Regions from separate parts of the Homo sapiens genome. Here region 2 is linked to region 1. A link is an interaction called in ENCODE POLR2A ChIA-PET data of the cell type or tissue named here. Cell type or tissue: K562. All regions are shown on one strand. Each heading gives the region's core, and the rest is flanking DNA. Links, peaks and the distances in the headings are about the cores only. Region 1 has its middle 12 kb from the start of CYP26A1. Region 2 overlaps EXOC6 (exocyst complex component 6).

What was found. Peaks named below come from ENCODE experiments on the same cell type or tissue, not always from the same donor. Only the 100,000 strongest peaks of a DNase experiment are listed, where the experiment ranks them.
Region 2: POLR2A ChIA-PET joins it to region 1 with 5 read pairs; 2 of 35 experiments call an interaction of 5 or more read pairs at or near these places.

What each region holds. Positions count from the first base shown.
Region 1 is chr10:93,083,587-93,088,959 of GRCh38, forward strand. No RefSeq gene overlaps it. Among named protein-coding and RNA genes, the nearest start is that of CYP26A1, 12 kb to the left of the region's middle. In K562, for the core only: no CTCF peak of the experiment used is centred there; a DNase peak (open chromatin) is centred at 2,915; H3K27me3 peaks cover 502 bases.
Region 2 is chr10:92,970,746-92,976,118 of GRCh38, forward strand. EXOC6 (exocyst complex component 6) reads left to right here. Exons shown (of 22, transcript NM_019053.6): 18 at 3,308-3,487. Among named protein-coding and RNA genes, the nearest start is that of CYP26C1, 87 kb to the right of the region's middle. In K562, for the core only: no CTCF peak of the experiment used is centred there; DNase peaks (open chromatin) are centred at 1,396, 1,676 and 1,956.

The sequences.
Region 1 (5,373 bases), core at 185-5,184:
CAGTGCTGACCTACTCTTGACCTACAGGAATGAAGAACTCGGTTTGAAACTCTTTCGGTGTTTCAGGAAGTGCTAGAAATCCAGGTTTACATAAGGAATGTGTAATGGGAATATCCTGTTTTTTAGATGTTGGTGGCTAATTACCTTTTTAAAAACTGTGCAGGCAAAATAAAACTTGTTTGTGGCCCTGCTGGTGTCCAGTTTGCAACTTCTTGGGTCTTCGATCTTTGGAGAATTTTTAGAGTGCTTGATCAAAAGTGGCTTAGCTGAGTGGGTCTGTTTCAGAGTCTCTCATAAAGTTGCAGCTAAGATGTGGGCCAGGTTGCAGTCATCTGAAGTCTTGACTGAGGCTGGAGGGTCTGTTTCCAAGATGGCTCCTTCATATAGCTGTTAGCGGGAGGCCTCAGTACCTTGCTTTGTGATTCTCTCCATAGGGCTGCTGGGGTATCCTCATGGCATGGCACTTGGCTTTCCCCAGAGCAAGTGATCAAACAAACAAACAAACAAAACAGCAAGATCAAGCCCTCAATGCCTTTTATGACTTAGCCTTGGAAGTCACACTTCTTCATGTCTACAATATTATATTGATTACACAGGTTAGCTGTATCCAGTGTAGGAGAGAAGCACACAGGGCATGAATGCCAGGGGGCGAGAATCACTGGGAGTTATCTTGAAGGCTGGCTGTCATAGTGAGTTTTGTTTTGTTTTGTTTTTGTTTTGAGACAGGTTCTTGCTCTGTCGCGTAGGCTGGAGTACAGTGGCGAGATCAAGGCTTACTGCAGCCTCGATCTCCTGGTCCCAACCAGTCCTCTCACCTTGGCCTCCTGAGCAGCTCAGGGCCACAGGTATGTGCCACCATGCCTGGCTAATTAAAAAAAAAAAAAAAAGGTAGAGACAGAATGTCCCTATGTTGCCCAGGCTGGTCTTAAACTCCTGGGCTCAAGCAATGCTGCTGTCTTTGCCTTGCAAAGTGTTGGGATTATAAAAGTGAGCCACTGTGCCTGGCCCATAGTGAGGTTTTTTGGTTTTGTTTTGTTTTGTTTTTGAGATGGAGTCTCCCTCTGTCGCGCAGGCTGGAGTGCAGTGGTGTGATATCGGCTTACTGCAACCTCCGCCTCCCAGGTTCGAGCAATTCTCCCTGCCTCAGCCTCCTAAGTAGCAGGGATTATAGGCATGGGCCACCATGCCTGGCTAATTTTTGTATTTTTTAGTAGAGATGGGGTTTTGCCATGTTGGCCAGTCTGGTCTTGAACTCCTGACCTCAGGTGATCCACCCACCTTGGCCTCCCAAAGTGCTGGGATTAAAGGCCTGAGCCACAGTGCCTGGCCCATAATGAGTTTTTCACTGGTTGTATAGACTCTTCCCCTGACTTCTCTTTAAGTCATTTTCATCTTGTTTCTGAGTAGTCCTTGATTTCTACTATTTTCATTGTGACTTCTCATCCATAGACACTTACAGTTATCGTCAGAAAAAAACATGTTACAGAATTTCTCAGCTGGATGTACTCTATGGGGTCATCTAGGACAAAGTTGCAAGTTGGAGACTCTCGGGTAGAGCCTGAGTGAGCAGTTGAAGTTCTTCTGTTTGCCAAAGTTTTCAACCAGCCAACTTCATTCATTTATGTTTTCAGGCCTCTGAGTCATCTGAACTTGAGCTAATACAACCCCTAGGGTGACAAACTGTTCTGATTTGCCTGGGACTCAAGGGTTTCTTGGGACTCGGGACTTTCAGTGCTAAAACTTGGATAGTCCTGGGATTCAGTTCAGACAGTAGATGTGAATTGATCTGATCCTTACAATTCAAAGTGTGGTCCATGGGTCAGCAGCATCTGTATCACCTGTTTGCTTATTGGAGCTGAAACATCTCAGGCCCCACCCCAGACCTAATGAATCAATCTGCAGTTTAACAAGAGCCCCAGGTGAACTGTATGAACACTAAGGTTTGAGACTCTCCGGATGGAAACAAAACCTCAACTTGGACTCTCTGAGGATTCTGATTTGCTGTCTCTGTGGGTAAAATGGACCTAACAATGATCCTCTTGTGCTATGGTAATCGGACCTTGACATACACATTGTATTTTTGGTTCCTGCCTCCCCATAACCCCCCAGGGGAAAGTCAGCTAAAATGTAATTGCTGGAAGGAAACTAAAAGTACCAACTCTCACCTGGGTTTGAGTTGTGGTTTTCATAAAATACTTTTTACGGTTGAAACTTTCCCCCTCCTGAAACAAAATGCCATAAACAACACAGATAAGGGGAGATGGCTGGGCATTTAGGTTATTTCCAGTTCCTGACAATCCAGGCAACGTGTACTAAGTATCCTGCATGCACAGCTTTATGTATACACTAGTGCTTTATTTCTGGGGTTTGGTTCCTGAAAGCGAGGTTGCTGGGTCACTGAGGATGCGCGTTTAAAATGGGAATGGATATCTAAAAAGGTGCCGGTCCAAAGAGGAGTGCTTGAAAAAACACTGGTGCATTTATATTATGGAAAATGATGGCGCCATAGTGGAGTGCATACAGTAGACATCCGTTGACCTTGAGGGATGGCTATGACACGCTGTCACACAGCATAAGCTGCAGAGGGACGTGGCTAATTGGGGGAGAATAGAGGCGGATACTTCGCAAGGTGATCATTCACACTTTCTGAATACATTTATGGATGTTTCTTCTGTTGTAAAGAATGTGTTGATTTTGTAATTCAGAGTTTTAGGAGAGAGAAAAAGTGGAGGTGCGGTGGTGGGAGCGGGCAAGACTCTAGAGATCAGCTGTCAGTCTTCCCTTTCAACCCATCTTTCCTGTCTCCACCCATCACCTCCAACCTTCCTTCTCCCTACTTTCAGAAGCATAGTCTCTTGCCAGTTGCAAAAGGACAACCTTTGCAACTTTTGATTGGCTGAGCGCAGGCCACGTGCCCATGACTGGGCTGCCAGTTGAAGGAGAGGGAATGTCCGACTTCTTTTTGTCTAAGGGGCCTTGCTGCCCACCTATGAGGGCTTGTAGCCCCAACCGCTGCCCTAAATAGGAGGTGTATTGTAATGATATTTGGCCCCTAATCAACAATTAAGGTAGCAAAATCTTATAGCTCTACCCTTTTGAAAACCCCCAGGCGTTTAGGGAAACAGTTCTGAGTTAATCAGCCTTATTTTTGTAGCATGCAAGGAAAACTAACAGCCAAAATTCATTGAGCATTTATTATAAATGCCAAGTATTTCACACCATTTCATTTCATACGCATGACAATATCCATGATGCAGACACAATGTTTAACATCCCTTGTGCTAATGGAGCCACTGTTGGGTAACTTGCCCAGAGTCGCACAGCTAGTAAGTGGTAGAGCCAGGGTTTGAACCAAGGCCATCTGAGTAAAAGGTTCTAATGATTACACTGTACTGTATGTACTAGGTTTATAGAATTTGGAACTGGCACAGATAATGATTCTTCTGCCCTTCCCACCCCTTCCCGATGGATTCTCACTCTGTCGCCCAGGCTGGAGTACAGTGCTGCGATCTCGGCTCACTACAGCTTCCACCTCCCAGGTTCAAGTAATTCTCCCACCTCAGCCTCCCTAGTAGCTGGGACTACAGGCACGGCACATACCACCATGCCTGGCTAATTTTTGTATTTGTAGTAGAGACAGTGTTTCACCATGTTGGCCAGGCTGGTCTCAAACTCCTAACCTCAAGTGATCCACCCACCTCAGCCTCCCAAAGTACTGGATTTACAGGTGTGAATCACTGTGCTGGCCTATGACTCCTATTTTCACTGAGCACTTAGTATGTGCCAGGAACTGTCCTTACCACTTTGTATGAATTAATTCATTTAATCTTCGCAACAACTCCAAATGAGAAAACTAAAACTCAGAGATATCAGCAACTCACCCAGGGTCCCTCAGCTGGTAAGGGACACAGTTGAGGTTCAAATCAGAAAGTCTATTTCCAGAGCCCACACGCCGGACTCCCCAGGGCCATTTGTTCCTTTTACTTATTAACACATCAATATGCTTTTTTCTTCTGCATTGATCTGAAAGTAGTTCTCTTAGGGGATACAGAAATTTAGACAATTATCAAGATAATTCAACTATAGTTATGGGTTTTATTTCAATTTTCCGTTCCATTTTGACACCAAGGATCTGGCCTGAAGCTGATGTCAGCTAAAATAATTTAAACTAAATCTGATCTCCATCGTCTGTGGGGTTTTGTTGGGAAGAAATCTGAAAAGACAAAGGAGGTATGTGTGTGATTGTGGATTGGGCAGTTCTAAATTTCCATCATTAAGGAAAATCATTACGATGATGGGAAAGAGTAAGAGAAGAAAAAGATTAATAGAATTTTCTCGTTAAATGTTGCACATATGAAGCATAAAGATATGGCTCTTTTGCAGAGATTTATTCAAAAGAGTTTCTTTGCTAGAGGGAATGTGTTTTTCTAAGTGAAAATAGTTTATCCTCAATTTGAATTGCAAATCCTTCCAAACGCAGAGTGAGAAGGAAGGCTAATGCCTGGCTGGAATGAGTTCTTTCTACTTTGTTTTATAAAAACTTCCTGAGACAAGCTTTTAAAAACATTATAATTATTTAAAAAAATTCAGGTATCCTCTTAGTCTAAATATTTTAGATAAATCAAAACAACCAGATAATTTTATACAATATCAACTTGGTTTAAGATAAAAAAAAAAAAGACACTTTTACCTCTGCAGCTGGATTATTAGAAACAGAAAATTGCAGGGTGTTTTTGGCAAATGGTGACTCCAGAAATCAGATTGGTCTCTAGAGGATAAAACACATGATGGAGAACAGGGCTGCAGACATGGGGAAAGGAGAGATGAATGAGCATTTGTTTGGCAAAGGCTGAGCACTGTGCTAGGTGATTTATATTTATGTATGTTACCTTGGTTCATAGTAACTCTAGATCGAGAAGCATGAGCCTGGGTTTGAGAGCTGTGGTGACTGGGCACAGGCAAGGTGCCCAGGAGAGATGCAGACCAGGAGCAGATGCTGGTTTGGGGAAGGGATGCTGAGTCCTTTCTGGGCCTGTGGAGTGGAAAACCACAGGGCATCTGGTGGAAGTGTCACAGGCAGGTCTGCGTCTGTGGAGAGCTCCGCCTGTGGAGATAGGCTTGGAGGGAGTGGATGACGTCAGCAGGGAGAAGGGGAATGGGCCAGAGATGGATGGGCCAGAGAGGAAAGAGAGAGGCTGGGGAGCTGGGATCACAGAAGCCAAGGGAGGAGAGAGACTTTTGTTGTTTTGTTTTTTTAAAGATTCTTCAGGAGTTAACTCCAAAGGGCACAGAGCTTGATGTGGGCCTAGAAAGAGACAACTCTAGGCTGGGTGCAGTGGCTCATCTGTAATTCCAGCACTTTGGGAGGTCGAG
Region 2 (5,373 bases), core at 10-5,009, 110 kb before region 1:
TTCTTGTTCTAATCCTACTGTGAAGCCAGGCATGCAAATAGAAAGATGTCTATCAATAGTTGGTTTTCCCCAGCCCACCATGGCAGTGAGTAGTAAGTGGTTAGTGTGAAAATTGGAGAGGGAGCCAAAGAAGTGTTAAAATGTGGGAATGGTACATTTTGATTATTCATCTGAGAATAATGTGTGGTCTGTTCTTGCTGAGTGGAGTGTACAATAGATGTCTGGTAGGTCCAGTTGATTTATATTGTGGATCAAGTCTTCTGGTTTTTCTGCCTGCTCAAATCTGCTGTTGAACTTCTTTAGTGATTTTTTTTCTTTTTTTTTGAGACGGAGTCTCGCTCTGTTGCCCAGGCTGGAGTGAAGTGGCGCGATCTCGGCTCATTGCAAGGAACACCTCCTAGGTTCATGCCATTCTCCTGCCTCAGCCTCCCGAGTAGCTGGGACTACAGGCGCAGGCCTGGCTAATTTTTTTGTATTTTTAGTAGAGACAAGGTTTCACCATGTTAGCCAGGATGGTCTTGATCTCCTGACCCCGTGATTCACCCGCCTTGGCCTCCCAAAGTGCTGGGATTACAGGCGTGAGGCACCACGCCCAGCCTAGTGATTTTTTTTTCACTTCACTTATTGTACTTTTTTTTTTCTTTTTTTAGATGGAGTATCACTCTGTCACCCAGGCTGGAGTGCAGTGGCACCATCTTGGCTCACTGTAACCTCAGCCTCCCAGGTTTAAGTGATTCTCCTGCCTCAGCCTCCCAAGTAGCTGGGATTACAGGCACACACCACCACGTGTGGCTAATTTTTTGTATTTTTAGTAGAGATGGGGTCTCACCATGTTGGCTAGGCTCATCTCGAACTCTTGACCTCAGATAATCCACCCACCTGCCTCGGCCTCCCAAAGTGCTAGGATTACACGCGTCACTTATTGTACTTTTTAATAATTTCTATTTATATTCCCTATTTATTGATGTATTCTCATAATTTTCTTTTAGTTCTTTAGATATGGTTTCCTTTTGTTCTTAAGTTTTTGTCTTATAAGTTCAACATCTGAGCTGCCTCACAGTTTCTATTGGTTGCTTTTTTTCCGTGTATTGGTCATACTTTGTTTCTTTGCATAACTTGTCATTTTTTGTTGATAACTGTACATTTATAATAATATAAGATGACAACTTTGGAAGTTCTCACCTCTCCCAAGGGTTTGTTGTTTCTCCCATCTGTTGTTTGTTTTGTGACCTTTCTGAACTAAATCTGTAAGTCTGTGTTCTTTGTCATATGTGGCCACTGAAGTCTTTGCTTGGTTAGCTTAGTGGTCATCTGGTGATTGGATACAGATCTGCTTAAAAGCCTGGAACCTGTAAGTCCCCTAGTCTTTGCCAAAGGGCTCCGTGCACATGTTGGGGTGTGTCTTAAACACTGAGATAGGAAGTTAATCACTCTGCTTTGACTTTTACTTCCTGCTTGCACATGATACCAGTGGGCTAGGGGACGTCCCCAAATGCTGCTGGGACCTTGATCCCAGCCAGTGTCCAGGCTCTTGATACTGTCGTGAGAAGGAATTCAAGGATGAGTCAGAAAATAGTGAAAGTATGGAGACTTAATTGCAAAACAAAAAAGTACACATTCAAGAGAGGGGAGTGCAGGCACACTTGAGAGAGAGAGAGTGAGTGAGTCATGCACAAGGTGGGGTGGAGCTGCTATCTTTATGAATTTCTTTAACCAAGGGATGAAATATTCATGATGATTCCTGGAAAAAGGTGGAATTTTTTTTGGAACTGTGGTGCCACCTGTTTTTACACCAAATATGAGTGTTCCTAAAATTGTCATGGCACTGGTGGGTATGTGATATAGTATGTTATGAGTGTACATTGAGCCCTGGGTGAAACTTAGGCCAAATCTATCACCATGTTGAGTCCTGTCAGTCTTAGCCAGCATGGTTTACACCCTGTTTTTCAGGGTCTTGTCTTATCAGCCCATAGCTTCTGCAGCTATTTCAACAGTTTCCTTTGGCTAGTCACATAAAACTGCTGCCTAGAATTTCATTTTCTCCTGTCACTACCCTGTTTTATTTCTGTCTTGCACAGAGCTTCAAGGTCAGCCATAAATGAGAGCTTGGAGCCTTCTTAGGTCTTTCCCAAGTGTGTACACAGCCCTATGTATGTATGTGGCCGTTTAGATGCCCAGGAATCTGTTAGAGCTTTTCAGAGTCATCTGTGGACATTTTATTCCCTAATTTTTCCTTTTAAGCCCTTTGGTTGACCTATCGTTTGTCCCAGTTGTTACCTACCATCTCAGGCATCCTCCATGTTAAACTTATTGCCTCTAATTGTTTTTGACAGCTGCCCCTGGGGAAAAGGCTTTTTGTACTAGGCAAGTCCTGATTCAGGTCAAATAAAGACATCCCTGTAAATAGGCATGGAGTCTTCCAGGGAACCACCAGATAGGTCAAATAATGATAATTCTCTGAGAATGTGGCTTTGAAGGAGCTGCAGCTCTGTTCTGTCTGCTTTGATAGCTGGCAAGCTATAGGTTTCCACCAGAGTTTTAGAATGTTGTCTTTTGAGAGTACTGTAGAGCTGGAACAGAGGAAGAATAATGGAAATAGGGCACATTAAAATGCTACAAAGCTCATTTTTCTACCAAGATTTAGCTGTTTTTCTTGAATAAATGATGCCTGTATTTCTGCAAGTTTTGAACTAATTTTCAGAGTTCTGAAAAGGTTGATTTTGACAATTTTTGATAAGTTTTCTGGTTACTTTTATGGATGAGAAAATGTTTGGAGATCCTCCCGCTGTTATTTTTGCTGGCATCACTCCTATTGTTTCTTTCTTCTCAGAGAAATTAACTATCTCAATCTCTTTCTCTTCTGCCTCCACCCCTGCTTAAACTCAAAGCACTGGCAGATATTCCATTTCTTCTGTGATAGTCCAACTTAATTGCTCTCAGTGAATCAGGGGTTAGATAGAGGTGGTCTTCTGTGTTCTTGGCAACTTTCGTTTTTCTACTTCTGTTTCTCCTAAGGGTCCTCTTAGAGTTGTGAGAACAAGTCAGGAATTAATATCTCATAAAGTATTCTATCACATAAAGACAAAAAAAGGTGATAGGTTAGAAAGGAACTAAGAAAAGATGTGATGTGATATCCAGTCAAATAAATAGAGTACTGCCAGAAAAAAAAAACCAACAGTTTTCCTGGACTTTGAATAAATGGCTAAAATATTAAACCAAAGGTAAATGTAAAATAATATCTAGAATTGTAAGAACACTTGTTTTATTATCTGTTTCTTGTCTTTGTTGTTATTTTGTCCCATGTCAGGATGCTCGACATGCAGCAGAAGGAGAAATATATACCAAACTGAATCAAAAAATTGATGAATTTGTTCAGCTTGCTGATTATGACTGGACAATGTCTGAGCCAGATGGAAGAGCTAGTGGTTATTTAATGGACCTTATAAATTTTTTGAGAAGCATCTTTCAAGTGTTTACTCATTTGCCTGTAAGTATAAAAATTTTCAAAAATTGTTTTATGTTTGCTTACTAAAGTATATTTTAGAATTTAGTTTGAGGTTTCCTTGCTTAAACCAACTTCTTGGAGTGCATGTTTCTTTCTCCATTATTATAAATCCATTTGTAAGGAATTATAACTTAGCCAAATTGTTTGAAATTTTAATTTATTTTATTTTTAACCAAAATAACTGTAACTCTCTTTCCACCAAAGCCAAGGCAAAACCCTGAAACTGACAATATAGACTTAAATAGAAATAATCTCTAATAGAAATAATTTACATAGAGTTAACACAATTGCTCGTCTCCCTCTCCCGTCTCCCTCTCCCCACGGTCTCCCTCTCCCTCTCTTTCCACGTCTCCCTCTGATGCCGAGCCGAAGCTGCACTGTACTGCTGCCATCTCGGCTCACTGCAACCTCCCTGCCTGATTCTCCTGCCTCAGCCTGCCGAGTGCCTGCGATTGCAGGCGCACGCCACCACGCCTGACTGGTTTTCGTATTTTTTTGGTGGAGACGGGGTTTCGCTGTGTTGGCCGGGCTGGTCTCCAGCTCCTAACCGCGAGTGATCCGCCAGCCTCGGCCTCCCGAGGTGCCGGGATTGCAGATGGAGTCTGGTTCACTCAGTGCTCAATGGTGCCCAGGCTGGAGTGCAGTGGCGTGCTCTCGGCTCGCTACAACCTCCACCTCCCAGCCACCTGCCTTGGCCTCCCAAAGTGCCGAGATTGCAGCCTCTGCCCGGCCGCCACCCCGTCTGGGAAGTGAGGAGCGTCTCTGCCTGGTCGCCCATTGTCTGGGACGTGAGGAGCCCCTCTGCCTGGCTGCCCAGTCTGGAAAGTGAGGAGCGTCTCTGCCCGGCCACCATCCCATCTAGGAAGTGAGGAGCGCCTCTTCCCGGCCGCCATCCCATGTACGAAGTGAGGAGCGTCTCTGCCTGGCCGCCCATCGTCTGAGATGTGGGGAGCGCCTCTGCCCCGCCACCCCGTCTGGGATGTGAGGAGCGCCTCTACCCGGCCGCGACCCCGTCTGGGAGGTGAGGAGCGTCTCTGCTCGGCCGCCCCGTCTGAGAAGTGAGGAGACCCTCTGCCTGGCAACCGCCCGGTCTGAGAAGTGAGGAGCCCCTCCGCCCGGCAGCCGCCCCGTCTGAGAAGTGAGGAGCCCCTCCGCCCGGCAGCCACCCCGTCTGGGAAGTGAGGAGCGTCTCCGCCCGGCAGCCGCCCCGTCCGGGAGGGAGGTGGGGGGGGTCAGCCCCCCGCCCACCCAGCCGCCCCGTCCAGGAGGGAGGTGGGGGGGTCAGCCCCCCAGCCGCCCCGTCCGGGACGGAGGTGGGGGGATCAGCCCCCTGCCCGGCCAGCCGCCCCGTCCGGGAGGGAGGTTGGGGGGTCAGCCCCCTGCCCGGCCAGCCACCCCGTCCGGGAGGTGAGGGGCGCCTCTGCCCGGCAGCCCCTACTGGGAAGTGAGGAGCCCCTCTGCCCGGCCAGCCGCCCCGTCCGGGAGGGAGGTCGGGGGGCCAGCCCCCCGCCGGGCCAGCCGCCCCATCCGGGAGGGAGGTGGGGGGGTCAGCCCCCGCGCCCGGCCAGCCGCCCCGTCCGGGAGGTGAGGGGCGCCTCTGCCCGGCCGCCCCTACTGGGAAGTGAGGAGCCCCTCTGCCTGGCCAGCCGCCCCGTCCGGGAGGGAGGTGGGGGGGTCAGCCCCCCGCCCGGCCAGCCGCCCCGTCCGGTAGGTGAGGGGCGCCTCTGCCCAGCCGCCCCTACTGGGAAGTGAGGAGCCCCTCTGCCCGGCCAGCCGCCGCGTCCGGGAGGGAGGTGGGGGGGGGGGTCAGCCCCCCGCCCGGCCAGCCGCCCCGCCCGGGAGGTGAGGGGCGCCTCTGCCCGGCCACC